Regions from separate parts of the Mus musculus genome. Here region 2 is linked to region 1. Evidence: chromatin loops called from intact Hi-C (ENCODE). Cell type or tissue: left cerebral cortex. All regions are shown on one strand.

Region 1 (8,000 bases):
TCTGTCAGTGCAAGCACATGAACCAGAGCTGACTCTGTAGCAGTGCTTTAAGTACAAGTTCAACCTGTTAGAAACATGACCATGCTCTCTTAGTCTGTTATCTTGGGTGGCTGTGGCATCAGCCTTTTGTATTTTACAGACAGCATTTTCATTTCATTTGAGTGGTCTAATGCATAGAGAGATAAAGTTTTTCATAGACTGTTATACATACATCTCTGAGTGCTATATAATTATGTCCCCCTCTTGTTCTTGATATTACTGTGTTTGTCTTTTATCCTGGTGATTTTTGACACAGTCTAGAGGTCTTGAGATGATACAGTCTAAGGCTCTGGATTGGGTTCAATTCTCAGCCAGTTAAAGAATTATTTAAAAGGCAAGAAAAGTCTGACATGTAGCAGGGCAGCAGGGAAACCTCACGCACAGCACACAGAATCGGCAGGTAAAGGAAGGTGTTTATTGGGAGTGAGGAGACATACACACAGGGAGCACACAGAGAAAAAGACTCTGCAAAGCAGGGCATGGAGGACTGGGACACGCGGCAGAAGCTGAAAATCCAGGCTCGTCTTGACGGTGGGCTTTAAAGTTCTGGAGCATTTCCTGCTTTAGGCTGGTCAGTGCTCCAGGCTGGTCAGTGCTCCAGGCTGGTCAGTGCTCCAGGCTGGCCAGTGCTCCAGGCTGGCCAGTGCTCCAGGCTGGCCAGTGCTCCAGGCTGGTCAGTGCTCTAGGCTGGTCAGTGCTTTAGGGGTGGTCAGTGCTCCAGGCTGGCCAGTGCTCCAGGCTGGCCAGTGCTCCAGGCTGGTCAGTGCTCCAGGCTGGTCAGTGCTCCAGGCTGGTCAGTGCTCCAGGCTGGTCAGTGCTCCAGGCTGGTCAGTGCTCTAGGCTGGTCAGTGCTTTAGGGGTGGTCAGTTTGAAGACAGACAGGCTGGTTGATTGGTCCACAACTCTCATGTGACATGTCCCGGTCCAGCCTTGAACTTGGTTAGCCGCTCCATCATCCGGGACCTACTCTGAGACAAAAGCTCAGACCCTCAAGACCAAGGAAGAAGCTGGCCATCATGAAAATCCCCACCTTTATTCCCTAGCTTGGCCCCTTCCCCTGTCTGTCTAATGCCTTGTCTTTCAGTCTCACCAGAGGTCACAAACCTTATGGACAGTTCCTCTGATGTCTCTGGTTTCCATGCTTAATTATGCGCTGTTTGTTTTCCCTTTCTTCCATTCATTTGGTCTAAAATTAATATTACCTGTTCTAATTTCTAAAGATAAAATCTTTAGCCCATTAGCCTGAACCCTCTGTCCATGTCTGACCTGTGTACACTGTTGATGGAAACACTAACATACTGCATTTTATATCATTTGTGACTTTGGTTTGGTTTTGTTTGTTTTGTTTTTCAGGAAAGGGTTTCTCTGTGTAGCCCTAGCTGTCCTGGAACTCACTCTGTAGACCAGGCTGGCCTCGAACTCAGAGATCCTCCTGCCTGTATCTCCCAAGTGCTGGGATTGAAGGCATGCGCCACCACTTTTACATTCCTCTACTGATTTCTCCTATGCCTTATTCAAAAGAAGTACGGGTTTTCACTTACAAATATTTTGCATTCATTTCTAATTTAATTTCAGTTTTGAGCAAAAATAAAATCCTAGGTTGCTTTCCTTCATTGTAATAAAACTCTGGCCAAAACCAACTCAGGAAGAAAAGGATTTATTTCACTTCCCAGACTGGAATCCATCATGAAGGAAGTCAGGGCAGGAACTCAAGGCAGGAACCTGAAGGCAAGAACTGAAGCAGAGGCCATGGAGGAACTCTGCGTCCTGGCTTGCTTCTGGTGACTTGCTCAGCCTGCTGTCTTATGGAACCCAGGACAACCTACATTCGTGACCCCACCCACAATGGGTTGGGTCCCAGGACCACCTACCCTTGTGGCCCCACTCACAATTGGCCCACTCTTCCATTAATCAGAATTCCTCAACTGAGTTGTTTGCATCCCAGGTGACTTCAATTTGGGTCAAGTTGACAAAAAAACTCACCAGCACAGAAAACTGTGTGATTTGAATTCTTTCAAGTTCATCAACTCTTAGATATCACTCCCCCGCCAAATAAATAAATAAATAAAAAGATAAAATAAAAAACATTTGACATAATTCAGGCTTCATTCATGTAAAAATTACCCAATAAAACGGGAGTGTAGACCTTTTTCTTAACACTAAATGTAGGAAGGGCTCTTGCTTTCATTAAACAATGCATCTATCATTTAATTTTTAAGCTTGATCCATGCATCCTCAGGATTTTAAAATATAAATGATAAAATATCAGGTTTGCTAATGTATCAAGAATACATTTGACAAAGAACTACAAAAGCCTTATGCGGAAAGGGAGTGACCGAGTGACAGCCCGGAGGTGTTTGTTTTTATAAAGTTGTTTGTGTGTTTGCTCGACTTATTATCTCACATGTATGAATGTTTGGCTCCATGTATGTCTGTGCTTGGGGAGTCCAGAAGATCTCCTGGGACTGGAGTTACAGTAGTTTGTGGGCCACCACGTAGAGCTGGGAAGTGAACCCAGGTTCTCAGCAAACACAAGAGTCCTAGGCCATCTTTTCAGCCCTTTCTCAGGCTTCAGTTTTGTTTTGTTTTGTTTTGTTTTGTTTTTCAAGACAGGGTTTCTCTGTATAGCCCTGGCTGTCCTGGAACTCACACTGTAGACCAGGCTGGCCTCGAACTCAGAAATCCACCTGCCTCTGCCTCCCAAGTGCTGGGTGCACCACCACCGCCCGGCTTCCCGCCCCCCCCCCCTCAGTTTTAAGGATGTAACTTTACTCTGTGCTGTCACGCTGAAGCAGACTCAAGCTCCTCCATCTCACGCTTCTTTGCTTCTCTGGCATCCCAAACCTCCTCCCTGGTGGGAAGCATCTCCCACTGAACCCTGAGGGAGCACTGAGTGAAATGAGAGGCACTTGGCCTCCACCCTCTGGATAGGATCGCTGGCCTTTCCCAGTCCAGACCTGTGACCCAGGGACAGGACTCCAACCCTTCCCCTGACTGCAGAAAGTTCTCTGTGGCCACCTGCTGGTGTGTGTCCCACCTCACACTCAAAGCTGTACTGTCCTGGGGCAATGCACTTTGTCAAAGCTGGACATGAAAACAAAGACCGTGTGCCTCTGACCCTGTGGCAGTGAGGATTCTAAGGTTAGGAAAGTATCTCACTGGGGTCTCTGTCCTCCATGCCTACCTTCCACAGCTTCTGTTCAGAGTGTTATCTCTGTCTCATCCCTTCTGTCTCCCCATGAAAATATAACATCTACTAAACACCCACAATTTTGTTTTCTCTTTCTTTATTTTCCCCCCCTCAGAACCTGATTTCTCTTGGCTGTCTTGGAATTTGCTCTGTAGATCAGGCTAATTTCAAACTTATAAATATGCCTGCCTCTACCTAAAATTGGCAAGAATTAAAGACAAGCTCCACCAAGGCCTGCTAGCGTTTTGCTGTTCTTTGCTTCTTCACCCACCCATGCCCCAGCTGTGAATGTGGCTCAGCTCTACCCAGAGCTTGCCTAGGCAGAGCACACACACAAGGCCTGGAGTTTGATCCCTGTGCTGGTTAATTTTGTGTTGACTTGACACAGGCTGGAGTCATCTGAGAGGAGAGAACCTCAAGTTATGAAATGCCTTCCTAAGATCTGGCTGTAAGGCATTTTCCTACTTAGTAATTGATGGGAGATGGCCCAGCTCATTGTGGGGTCACCCTGGCTGGTGGTCATGGGGTCTATAAGAAAGCAATCTGAGCAAGCCTTAAGGAGAAAGCCAGTAAGCAGCACTCCTCCATGGCCTCTGCATCAGCTCCTTCTTCCAGGTCCCTGCACTGTTTGGATTCCTGTCCCGATTTCCTTTGATGAACAGTGATGTAGAAGGGCCTGCTAAATAAACCTTTTTCTCCCCAAATTGCTTGGTCATGGTGTTTCACTATAGCAACACTAACCCTAACTAAGACAATGCCCACCACTGGGGGATGGGGGTATGGAAACAGTATTTCTAAAGAAAGCAAACTTTCTAACTGTAACTGAGGAAAGGAAACAACAGGAGCTATCAACTCGTCATCTCCCAGGGAGAGGAAGAAAACAGATGAAGCTGACATCTGCAGACAGGCAAGCTTCCTCACATGAAGAAAGACAGCTCAGAAGCAGACCTGAGATTCCCCAGAGCAGAACCAAGCCCACCCAGGAGTAGAAGAAGGAGACCTGGCTGAACTGTGCCATGTGGAGGGAGGGCTGGACTCTGCCTGTCAGGCTTGTGACCTTGAAAGGGTGGTGTGTCCCAGGTTCTTGAAACCCAGTGGAGGGATATTTTGTTCCACAGTCATTGTCCTAACTGTTTGGTGACGGTTTGCAATGCCCTTTAGTGTGGAAATACACTTTGTTACATCAACCATTTGCAACTTAGTTTTCACTTACAATTCTGTCATTTTCTTTACCTCTGACTTCAGTTAGCCCTCATTGTGCATCTTCTTGTTTCCTCTCCATTTAATTGCTGGGTTCCTATGTCTTTCTTAATTTGGATTTTCCTTCATGTGGTAAATGCATGATTCACTCGGTCCTCACAGCTGTTGCCCTGGCTCTTGTCCTGGTCCTTAGTCTGGAGACAATATTTGCTAGTTAATATCAGTTTTGAGGACCACATCTGCAGCTTTGTGTTAGTTTGTTTCTATTTTCTGCTCCTACCCAGGGCAGGTGAGCGCATCAGGATGAGAACCTTGAAGACTGTCTGGATTTCTAAGCTCAAAGTCGCCCTCTAGTGTTAACACAGCACAGCGCTGTTTCATTAACAATGTGGTTATGAAGTTGATGTCTGATTTTATGACTCCTGTTTCTGGAAATAATAAATTTTCCCCACTTCCTTTTTCTCATTAAAACCATGATATTTGGAGTTTCCACCATTGAAGCAATTGCTTCACTCCCTACATTAATGCTTCCCTAAGACCTTCCCCTCCAATTCCCTCATCAGACCCCTCAGCAACAGTGGAATACAGTGCACCTGTGTGGAAGGCCACAGACTACTTCCATAATGACTTCACTCAGAACAGAATGTATATATGTGTGTGTGTGTACGTGTATGTGTATATGTGTATGTGTGTGTGTGTGTGTGTGTGTGTGTGTGTGTGTGTGTGTATGTGTATATGAGGGGAGGACAGCTCTGGCTGTCCTGGGATTCACCACGTAGACTAAGCTGTTCTCAGACTCACAGATCCATTTACCTGCCTTTGCCTCCCAGATTCTGGGATTAAAACTGTGCAGAGCACAACAGGCTGGAAGGTTATTTTTGCAAAGGTGATTTTCTTTGCCCATTGGTCTCAGGACCCCCCAGTCTCTTCTCCAGTCAGATTCTATCACAGATCCGTGTGGCTTTGCTGGGGTTGAGTATCTCTCATCTTGGGGATATGTTGTTAAACATCAGCATATTCTGCCACCTCCACTGTCCTCAGAACATAAGCCCTGAGAGTGCAGAGGAACTGATAACAAGGTTAGGTGAACAACAAGTCAAAATCATCAAAATCTGGTTAAAATAGTCCTTAATGAGAAATTAGTTCCTATAAATGTATATATTGTTACAGGAGAGGTATTTAGAATAGTAATGCATCCTTTTGCTATGAGATCATTAAAAAATTAAGTGAATTAAACTTAAGGAAGACACAAGAAGATAAAAAGAAGTATTAAAAATTAGAGCAGATATCATTTTAAAGGAAAACTGACAAATAGAAAAATAAGAGTTTAAACTAGAGGTGGTTCTTTGAAGAGAATAATAAACATTATAAACCCCTATGACATAAGAAGGAAGCAAATGCTACCAGTGAGAAAGAGGAAGGCGGTCAGCCATCGCAGTCACTCAGACACCAGGTGGCTAAGATGGGTTACAACACTTTGATGCCAACAACTAAACAGGAAATGGAGACAGAAATGAAGCCCTGGACAGCTGTGGTCAAATAAGGCCATAGACTATTCTCAAAGCCACATGAGACTATACAAAAAATAGCATGCTTCTGTGACACAGGAGATTTCCTTCTTAGACAGCAGGATCTCTATGAGTTCCAGGACAGCCAGGGCTACGTGTTTCAGAAAGAGAGAAAGACAGAAACAGAGACAGAGCCAGAGAGACGGAGACAGAGAGAGGGAGGTGCAGGAATATTGAGATATGGCTACAGTAGCTCAGTTCAGATCATTTCCTTGTGATTTTCAAATTAATTGAGAGAAGAACGGGATGGTCCAGGCTACATATTTGCTTGTCTGTGGTTGTAGATTGACCTTTCCAGAAGCATCTTGCAGATTGACTGACTGGTGAGTACTTCATGGTTGTGGTCATTTCTATGCCAAAGATCATCTTCACCATCTTTAGTCTCCTATACATGACAGAAGATAAGCATAAAAAATAAATTGTATTTCTGTATACCAACAATGAACACACAGTGCCTTTCTGGCTATGGTGACCTTCCTGCAAGAATATGCCCCTTGCAACAGATCTCCTTGTAGCTTTCCAGAGGGGAGGAAAGATGAGACACTATCCTCTGTCTGCCCACAGACAATAGCAAGCTTACAGTGTAGCAGGAACGGCAGGGTGGCCTCTATGTAAACACTGGAGGCCGTGCCACTGCAAAAGCATCTCCTGCAGGAGGACCTAATTGAGGACTGCTGAGAGAGCAAGGATTGCTGGTGTAAACAATGCCAGCCAATCAGGAACTGCTGTTTAGAATAGATACTTTCCTGGAAACAATGGGGGCGAGAGTGGAGGGTATTAACAGAGCTTACAGCATTGCTCAGAGGAGCTTGCTGCAGAATTTCTCACCTGCTCCCAGAGTCTGTGTCATTGACTCTGTGCCAGCTCACCCCCGACCCACAAGAGAAGGTAGGGTCGGGCAGAGAGCTATCCAGGGCACAGGCAACATTACAGGAGGGTAATCCTCTGAGTGATGGCACAGGACAGTGAGTCCAGCTACTTGGGAGACTGGGGAAGGAAGATCCCAAGTTCAAGGCCAACTGAGGTGCAAAAAGACACTGAGGCCTCGGTAGTCAACTTAGTGAGACCCTACTTCAAATTTTAAACCAAATAAAATGGCCAGGAGGGCTTGGGATGTAGCTCAGGGTTGGAACATGGGCATTCATAAGGTCCTTTGATTCCATTCGGCACTGAGAGGAAAAGTTTAGGAAACTGCTAGGCCATGGTGACACACACCTTCAATCCCCACATTCAGGAGGCAGAGGCCGGTGGATCTCTGCATTTGAAGCCATCCTGGTCTAGAAAGCAGTTCAAGCAGGCTGAATGACAGCCAAGGCTCTAAAGAGAAATCCTGGCTAGAGAAACCCAAACCAGGAGCAGGGAAGAAAAAGAAAAAATGCAGGAAATCATACTGATGTCTTTTAGATACTTTTGTCAATCAGTTCCAGAAATGAAATATTTGGGCATGGGTCTATGAGAGCACAGTAAATAAGTCAAAGGGACTGGAGAGATGGATCAGTGGTTAAGAGCCCTCTCTGCTCTTCCACAGAACTCAGGTTCAATTCCAGAACCCATATGGTGGCTCCCAATGAGCTATAACTCTAGTTCCAGGTCCCTGTCACCCTCTTCTGACCACTACAGGCATTACACAGACACAGTACACAGACATTCATGCAGGCAAAACCCTCACAAACAAAATAAAATGAGTAAATCTAACCGTTAAACAAAACCACAAATGAATGCAGATACATGTTGCTTGTAAGCGAGGCCCGTTAGGACAGTAAAGAAAGGCACTCAGCAAACATCACCATTGCCACTAACAGGGCAGGAACATGGAATGGCTAACACTCTCTTGAAAAAGAATGAAGAGACCGGAATCAATCTGCCAATTTTAAGACATGTCAAAATGAAGATGAGCGACACTGGCCAAGTAATAAGGCCAAAACAAAAAGTTCAGAAGCAGGCCAATGAGTAATGTTTAATATTTTGGTTTTTATCGTGTTTATTGTGCATGTTTACACATG
Region 2 (8,000 bases), 310 kb before region 1:
GAAGTAACAATAGCTATTATTTTATTGTCAGTCCTGTTAATAAGTGGCTCATTTTCTCTACAAATACATATTGTCACTCAAAGACACACCTGGCTTATTATTTCAGCCCAACCTATAGCTATAATATGATTTATTTCAACCTTAGCAGAAACAAACCGAGCCTGAGGGGGCAGGGTTGCAGCAGAGCCTCAGGAAGCTTTACCTGGGGGACAGAGGCAGAGATGAAAGGTGGAGTGTCCCTCTGGGACCAGCTGGCAGGTGCCCCCATTGAGACAGCTTCCAGGAGGGCAGGCTCCCTTCCTGAGCTTGCACTGGGGACCTTCCTGCCCCACAGGGCAGAGACACTGGTAGGAACCCAAGGTGTTATGGCAGGAGGTGCCCTGAGGGCAGGGTCCCGGCTCCAGGAAGCACTCGTTGATGTCGCGTTCACAGGTGTGACCCTCGAACCCAGGTGGACAGCGGCACTGGATCTGGGGGTATGTGGCCAGGCACACGCCTCCGTTGGCACAGGGGTTGGCTGAGCAGAAGTCTCGGAGCTGGCATTGCTCACCTGCAGCAGGGCACAGGGTTGGAGTGGGGGAGGGGGCGGTTTCAGGCACTGCCCTGTCTATTTTATGCGTTGAAGTGTGCTCAGCGGTCTGTGTGCAGGAGCCCTGCCTGCGTTCCCCGTCTCCCACCTGTTTTCTCAAGCCCATTTACCCTGGTGCTCCCTGGCCTGTCTTTGTTCTGCTGTACATTAGGTAGGAGGCTTGTGTGTGGATTGCTCACACCCTCTACTTTGGAAAGCACATGTAGCTAACAGTGGGAGTTTTACAAATTGCTTGGGACAAGGGTTCCCTGCAGTGGTACCCTGCTGGGTCACTTTGCCTCTCTGAGTGAATTTCTTGTTGTTGTTGCTATTATTGTTCACATTTTGGTTTTCTTTAAGTCAAGATCTAATATCAGCATTATCTAAAGATGACTTCAAACTTCTCCTCTTTCTCCTTTTTTGACGCAGGGTCTCTCTACATAGCCCTGGCTGTTCTGGATCTTGCTCTGTAGACAACACTACTCTCTAACTCACAGAGATGCTCCTGCCTCTGCCTCCTGAATGCTGGGATTTACTACACCGCCCAGCCTGACTTTGAGCTGCTGATCCTCCTGCATCTACTTCTTGAGTATGGGCGTGTGTTCCAGCCTCTGCAGCTGAATAATGCACCATTGCATCAAATGCTGGCATCCATGCATGCTGGGCTAACACTCTGCCAGCTCAGCTACCACCTCCAGCCCTGCTTTCTACTCTTTTGTTTCTCTCCTTCCATGGTATTGTGTGGATCCCACAATTGAACTCAGGTTGCCAGGGTTGGAAGCAGGTGCTACCTACGGAGCAGTCTTGCTGGCCCGACTGTCCCGTTCTTTACTTTTTTCCATTTTACAGATTTTTTTTACATGTTTACGAGTGTTTTGCATATGTCTGTATGTCTGTGCACCACATGTGTGCCCAACACCTGCAGTGGCCAGAAGGTATGTCTTTGAGGGAGTTTACAGATTGGGAAAATTGAAGTGGGGAAAGCTACTCTGAATGTGGGCAGCACTATTCCCGTATTGCTGTTCCGGACTTGCATAAAAAGCAAGCAAGCCGTGTACCAGCACTTATCTACGTCTGTGTGCTAGTTAGTTGTGTCTACCAATTTGCCACAACCCAGATCACCGGAGAAGAAAGCCTCAGTTGAGGAATTGCCTAGGTCAGGTTGCCCTGTGGGCTTGTCTTTGGGATCCTCTAGACTGATAATTGATGCAGAAGGGCTCAGCCCACTGTGGGCAGCACCATTCCCTATGCGTGGCATCATTCCCTAGGTGAGGGTCTCAAACTATGCATGGCAGGAGAACGCTAGATGAGACCAAGCAAGCAAGGGTGTTGCCGTTCTCTCTGCTCTTGACTGTAAATCTTGTATGATCTGGCAGCTTTGGGTTTCTGTTCAATATTAGGCTGTCACCTCTACCAGGACTTCCCTACCAGGATGCTGAACCCTCAGACCTTGAGCCTGGATAAAGCCTTCCTTCCTTCAGGCAGCTACTGCCATTGTGGGGAGTTGAGTCACAGCAACAAGAATGACTTACAGGCTCCTCCTGATTGTACTTACCTGTCCACCCAGGCTCGCAGGAGCACTGTGGGCGGCCTGAGGCCTGAACATAGCAGTGACCCCCGTTGGAACAGAAAGAAGGTGGACAGAGCTCTTCCAGATGGGTTTGGCATCGATCACCGGTGAAGCCAGAGGGGCAGGTGCAGGAGAAGTGAGGGGTCAGTGGAGAAGTAGGACTACGGGAGCTTGGGGGTGTGGGGAGCAGGGCTTGGCAGCTGCCACCATTCTTGCAGAGTTGGGTATCCCTGCAGGGGTCAGGAAACTGGCAAGTCTCACCCAGAAATCCAGGGGCACACCTAGGGGTAGAGGGACATTTCAGGCCAGTGATTCCCCCTCCTCCTCCCCGTCCTGTCTCCCCAGGTCCCGCTCCTATGATGCACACTCACTGGCAGATCCCTTGTCCCCGAGATAGCCTCAGGCAGGTGCCTCCGTTGGCACAGGGCTCTGGGGATCCTCCACACAGAAGCTCTGGAGAAGAGACTGGAAGATGAGATGGAGCCCAGGGTCCAAGGGTCTCCAGATGGCTTGCCCTTCCTCCACCAGGTCCTCCTTACAGGCCACTGACCAGCAGCTCAGCACTCCCCCACCCCATGTTACCCAGGTGCATGGTGCTCTATCATTCTCTCTCTCTCCTTCACACCCCAGTCCCAGTCTCCACAGGGTCCCCTTGTCCCAGCCTTGTCCCAGGCCTTCCATTCATAGCTTGTTATTCTTCCCACCCCTTTCCTGTTTATTCTCCAGTCTCCCAAGTTCAGCCCAGCTCCATCCCCCGGAAGCAGGGCAACAGGGCTTAGGAGGGAGCCAAGAGCGCTCCTGGGATGTGAATGGCTGAGACACCTAAGGGATTTCCTTCAGGAAAGGCCAGCAATGAGCCACTGGGGTTGGGGACATCTGGACAGAAAGGGAGCCGGTGGGCTCTTCTCTGTCTCCATCTCTTGCTTCTCACTCCTCTCTTCCCCATATCAGGCAGTCCATTTTTTCTCCTGTTTGTCTGTCTGTTCCTCTTACTTCAGAACCAGCTGGCTTCTCCCTGGGCATGGACACCCTCCTTCCCACCCAACAGCAGGCACCACCCCTAGCACCAGGCACAAACCTGGGTCTCCTGTAGCCCCGGAGTCAGTCAGCCCTCCCTGCAGGTTGTCCCCATTAGAGGGGACAGAATCTCCTCCCTCCAGTGTCCTTTCAGAGCCTGGGACTTGGCTTTCTTCCCTGACCTCACCAAGCATCTCCCCAAGAGAGATATGCCCCCACCCCCTCACCTCTGGTCAGGATGACAGGGAAATTGAGTGGCAAGAGCAGCAGCAGCAGCAACTGGGGCTGCATTCCAGAGCGCCTGCCCCTGGCCCGGATCTCCTCTCCCTCTTCAGGCAGGGACCCTCAGAGCCCTTGTGGCCAGGCAAGGCCACCTCCTCTGCCTCTACCGCCCTTCTTCCTCCTGAGCCTGCTGCACGCCTCAGTCTGAGCTGTTTCCTGAGTCACACAATGTCCTGGACACCCTACTGATGGGGGGTGGGGGGAGCGAGAGGTTGGTGTGTGTGTGAAGGAAGACAAGGGAGAGTAAGAGAGGGGCGTGGCTGGCCGGGAGGGGAGCTGGTTTGCTCTTAGGGCCCAGGGTGGGGGGTCAGCCAAATGGGGGAGTTCCTGTCATTTTAATGGTCAATACGGCTTCCTTTTCACAGGACTGGGAGTGGCAAGGGAATGCTACTGTGACCCAGGAAGGGCAGGTCTTAGACAGAGGTGTTGGGACAAGGGGAGGATTCTCAGTTTCTGGTGTGACACACCCTCTTTTCAAAGGAGCAGCAACGTGTCTTGAACTGAAACCGGTCACTTTGGCAAACCCAGGGGATCTTTAGACCTTTCCTTGGCTCTTTCTGGGGGTGTTAGTTTTTTTTTTTTTTTTTAAAGATTTATTTATTTATTTATTTATTTATTATATGTAAGTACACTGTAGCTGTCCTCAGACACTCCAGAAGAGAGAATCAGATCTTGTTACGGATGGTTGTGAGCCACCATGTGGTGGCTTGACCTTCGGAAGAGCAGTCGGGTGCTCTTACCCACTGAGCCATCTCACCAGCCCGGGGTGTTAGTTTTTTAAAAAGGTATTTTGAGACAAGATCTCACTGTGCGCAACATCCTGGCTGTGCGAATCGTCCTGGCTGGCCTGGAACCTGTGGGATCCTTCTGCAGCTGCCACCTGGGTGCTGAGGTTACAGGCACATGACTCCATGCCTGGCTTTTTCCTGGGGAGTGGACAGGACGCTGGGCCCTCCTCCGAGTGGAGACGGAACCCAGGCTTCCCGTGTTCTACACTGATACTTTACCACGAGTCTGGAGGCTTGGCCTTCCTTCAGAGAGGAATGTAAAATATTGTCATTACCAATAACAAAGGGACACTCTATTTCATCCACCTCTACCTCTCTCCTCCACAAAGGATGCTGGGGTACAGTCAAGATGTTAGTCAAGACATAAAATTTAAGTCATCTATAAAAAAAGACAACCATAAAGGGAATTCATTACCCCCAAAAGTTCATGCTACCTCCTTTTATCTTTATTAAAAGCAAGCAAGCAAACAAACAAACCCAACCAACCAACCAAATAAAAAACAAAAACACAAAAAAAACAAAAAAACCTCAACTTTGGACAAGGTCTCATTCTGTAGCCCAGGCTGGCCTGGAACTCACCAGGTAGTGGAGGCTAGCCTCAAACTCACGAGCATCCTGCCCCAGTCTCCTAAGTGCTGGGATTACAGTGTGTGCTATAATGCCCAGGGCTCACTCTCCCTGAGGACCCAGCACAGCTTTGGAGTCAGCCATTCTTGGAGCTCTGCAAGCTCTAGGTACGGCCCAGGGTGGAGGAGCTGTCTGCAGGAGCAGGTTGCTCAGCCTCGAGCAGTCCTGGAAGCTGCCTGCAGTAGGATCTGCCTGCTAGGAACACTGACAGTGTGCCCCCACCCCCACCAGGCTGGCCTTGAACTTGCTGTGTTGGTGAGGATGACCTTGAACTCCTGATGCTCCTGCTTCCATCTCCTAATTGCTAGGATTACTGCTGTGCACCGATGTCCCCTTTGTTTACACTGCATTGGAAATCAAACCCTGAGCTTCATGCACCCTGGGCCAGTCCTGGTTCACTGAGCCACTACACACACACACACACACACACACACACACACACACACATATGAATATATATATATTCATATATATGTGTGTGTATACATATATACTATTATATAATATATATATACTATATTATATATAATCATATAATATATATTATAATATATAATCATATTTAGCCTTATATTGGGAATTTAGTCAGCTATTTGGTTTTACAGATGGCTCTAAACTTTGAGACTGTCTGATGTTTGAGGTGTTTTGGGGGGATGTTTGGTATCAAACCTAGGGCCTCATATGTGATAAGCATGTGCCCCACTACAGAGCTAACTGCACCCCCCCCCCCCCATCACTCTTAACCGCTTGCCTAGGGCTCTACCATATAAGCCCTAGGTCACTTCAACTAGTTTCCTATTGAGACTTGTCAGAGAGGGCGTCCGTTTTCAACAGGATCAACTGTTTTGCAGGAACTAGAGCTTACACATCTGTGTGGTTGCCTGCTTTCTTAGGCTAACTGGGAGTAAACTCATGAGCCTACAGATGACCATGGAATGAAAACTTGGTCATTAAGCCTTGGCAGCATCCTCCAGCAGACAGTGCAGGACTTTCTATTCCAGTGAGTAATGTCTGCGTATGTCTTACTGTTGCCAGATCTCCAGTTCTTGCTCTTCATTCGACTTCTTGCCACAATGTCTCTTTGTTGCTTCAAAATTGCAGTTGTGCTGGTTAAGGCAGGAGGACTGGAATCTAAGGCCAGCCTGGGAAGACTTCATCTCAGAATAGTGTTTTTTTTTTTTTTTTTTTTTTTGTTTTGGTTTGGTTTGTTTTTTTTTTTGTTTTTTAATTAAACTGCGGACAACCCCACCCCATTTTGTTAATTAGGGTTAACATTGTTTCACATGTGTGACAGTTTTCGTGTCTCTTGTGCATTTCCTGTCTGTTCTTTCAGCCCATTGTCCTCAAGATGTGTCATTTTCCCATAGCAGGCCCTAGTTGAGGCAGCTGCGATCTGGGAATATCCTGTGTGAGCAGTCCCTGCTTTCCTGTGCCTGGTTTGCAGATCTGGGGCACCTGGTGTTGGCCGAGCAGCAAAGTGAAACCTGGAAGAGACACCTGGTTTCTGGAGGAACCACCAAAGCTCAGTGGGAAGAGACAGCTTCACATCACTTAGAAGGGAGGCTGGAGCTTGTGAGAAAGGAGAAATGGTAACGCAGACAGGGAAGTGGTGATGCAGAAGGGGAAGCAGGGGTGGGTGGGGGAAGGGCTGTGTGTGTGGCTGCGCAGGGCACTGCTCACTTTATCCTGCCGGAGGCGAGGCACCTGCTCAGGCTGCCTGTGCTGCTCTGGTCCCGGTAATCTCCCAGGGCTCAAAGTGGGCATCTCTCAGAGCGCTTCCTTCTCTTTCCAGCTTCCGAGATGGACACTGATCAGTTGCCTGGGGAACATGATCTCTGTAACGAGGTAGCGAGGTAGCGGGTGTAGTGAGGTACAACCCTCCCCAACCCTCCCCCCCCCCTTCCGCCTTACCCCTCAGACTTGGGCTTTCCTTTCATTGTATATCCCTGGAGAAGGATAACTGTGTCAATCGTTCATTCACACCTCAGCTGTAGGAACTTTCCACATAAGGAAGGACAGCGTTCCTGTGCGTGTTTCCTGCCATGAGTACCTTTCTCGGCCCAAGTTTGCCTTAGTCTAGGCCCTTCATTGCCACCCTGATCCAAACTAGAACCCCTCCGGTGTTCCCATCCCTTACCCCTTTTTTTTCTTTTTTCTTTTTTGGTTCTTCTCCTTATTATTTTATTTTAAACCATCTAAACTATCATCGTCGCCATCTGGTTGACCACAGTCAGCAACTTCTCCAAGGATTGGGGTCTGAATGATTGAAAACATAAAACTGTAAAACCCGGCTCTGGGACCAGAGAGATGGCTCAGAGGTTAAGAGCACTAGATGTTTGTCCAGAGGACCTGGGCTTGGTTCTCAGCATCTGCATCCTGTGGCTCACAATTGCCTAGAACACCAACTTCAGGGGATCAGACACCCTCTGCTGGCCTCTACAGGTGCACCCTCTCCAGTGCGCATGAACACATCCCCACCCGGACGCCAAATAATATAAATAAAAATCTCATAACACACAAACAAAGCTTGTTCTATTGGGAGGGGTCCATTTTATTTTTTTTTATTTTTTTTTTTTTATAAATCTTTTTTTTTTCTTTTTTTTTTTTTTATTATTTATTTATTATATGTAAGTACACTGTAGCTGTCTTCAGACACTCCAGAAGAGGGCATCAGATCTCATTACGGGTGGTTGTGAGCCACCATGTGGTTGCTGGGATTTGAACTTCGGACCTTCGGAAGAGCAGTCGGGTGCTCTTACCCACTGAGCCATCTCACCAGCCCGAGGGGTCCATTTTAGATGCGTTGCTTGGTACCAACAAGAGTTTCTGCCTAGTTGCTTTTGAACTTGACCGTTGGATGCTTTAGTGATAAGCAGGGCCATCGCCCCGCCCCGCCCCACCCCGCCCCGCCCACACCTCCCCTAGCGCTGAGCACATCCTGCGCCATTAAATACCCACAGGAGGGCAGTATCCGCTGCACTCTCGGTGAGGTGTGGAGCACCTTGCTCTCTACTTCCCTTATGACGCTGTGTTGGCTCCCATATTTCCAGACCGTTTCTCTTTCTGTTCTTCCAATCAAGTTGATTTGTGCCTTACCTTTTGGTTCATGGTCCCTTTTCCTTTGTAATTTCCATTCTGCTCTAAAGCC

Evidence for each region. Hi-C counts contacts between places; a loop is a spot of excess contacts. Peaks named below come from ENCODE experiments on the same cell type or tissue, not always from the same donor. Only the 100,000 strongest peaks of a DNase experiment are listed, where the experiment ranks them.
Region 2: it touches region 1 in a loop (2.6-fold over the local background); 2 of 42 quality-filtered maps call a loop at or near these places.

Annotation. Positions count from the first base shown.
Region 1 is chr17:34,246,850-34,254,849 of GRCm38, reverse strand. It overlaps Gm20506 (a long non-coding RNA gene), which reads right to left and starts at 7,515. Exons shown (of 5, transcript XR_003952412.1): 1 at 5,243-7,515; 2 at 4,463-4,623. In left cerebral cortex, CTCF peaks have their summits at 3,071 (motif pointing left), 4,781 (motif pointing left) and 7,604 (motif pointing left); DNase peaks (open chromatin) are centred at 3,490 and 4,778.
Region 2 is chr17:34,559,892-34,567,891 of GRCm38, reverse strand. Notch4 (notch 4) reads right to left here and starts at 3,597. Exons shown (of 30, transcript NM_010929.2): 1 at 3,383-3,597; 2 at 2,510-2,591; 3 at 2,124-2,419; 4 at 203-550. The coding sequence starts at 3,446. In left cerebral cortex, CTCF peaks have their summits at 3,436 and 7,811 (motif pointing right); a DNase peak (open chromatin) is centred at 6,403; H3K4me3 peaks cover 1,001 bases; H3K27ac peaks cover 931 bases.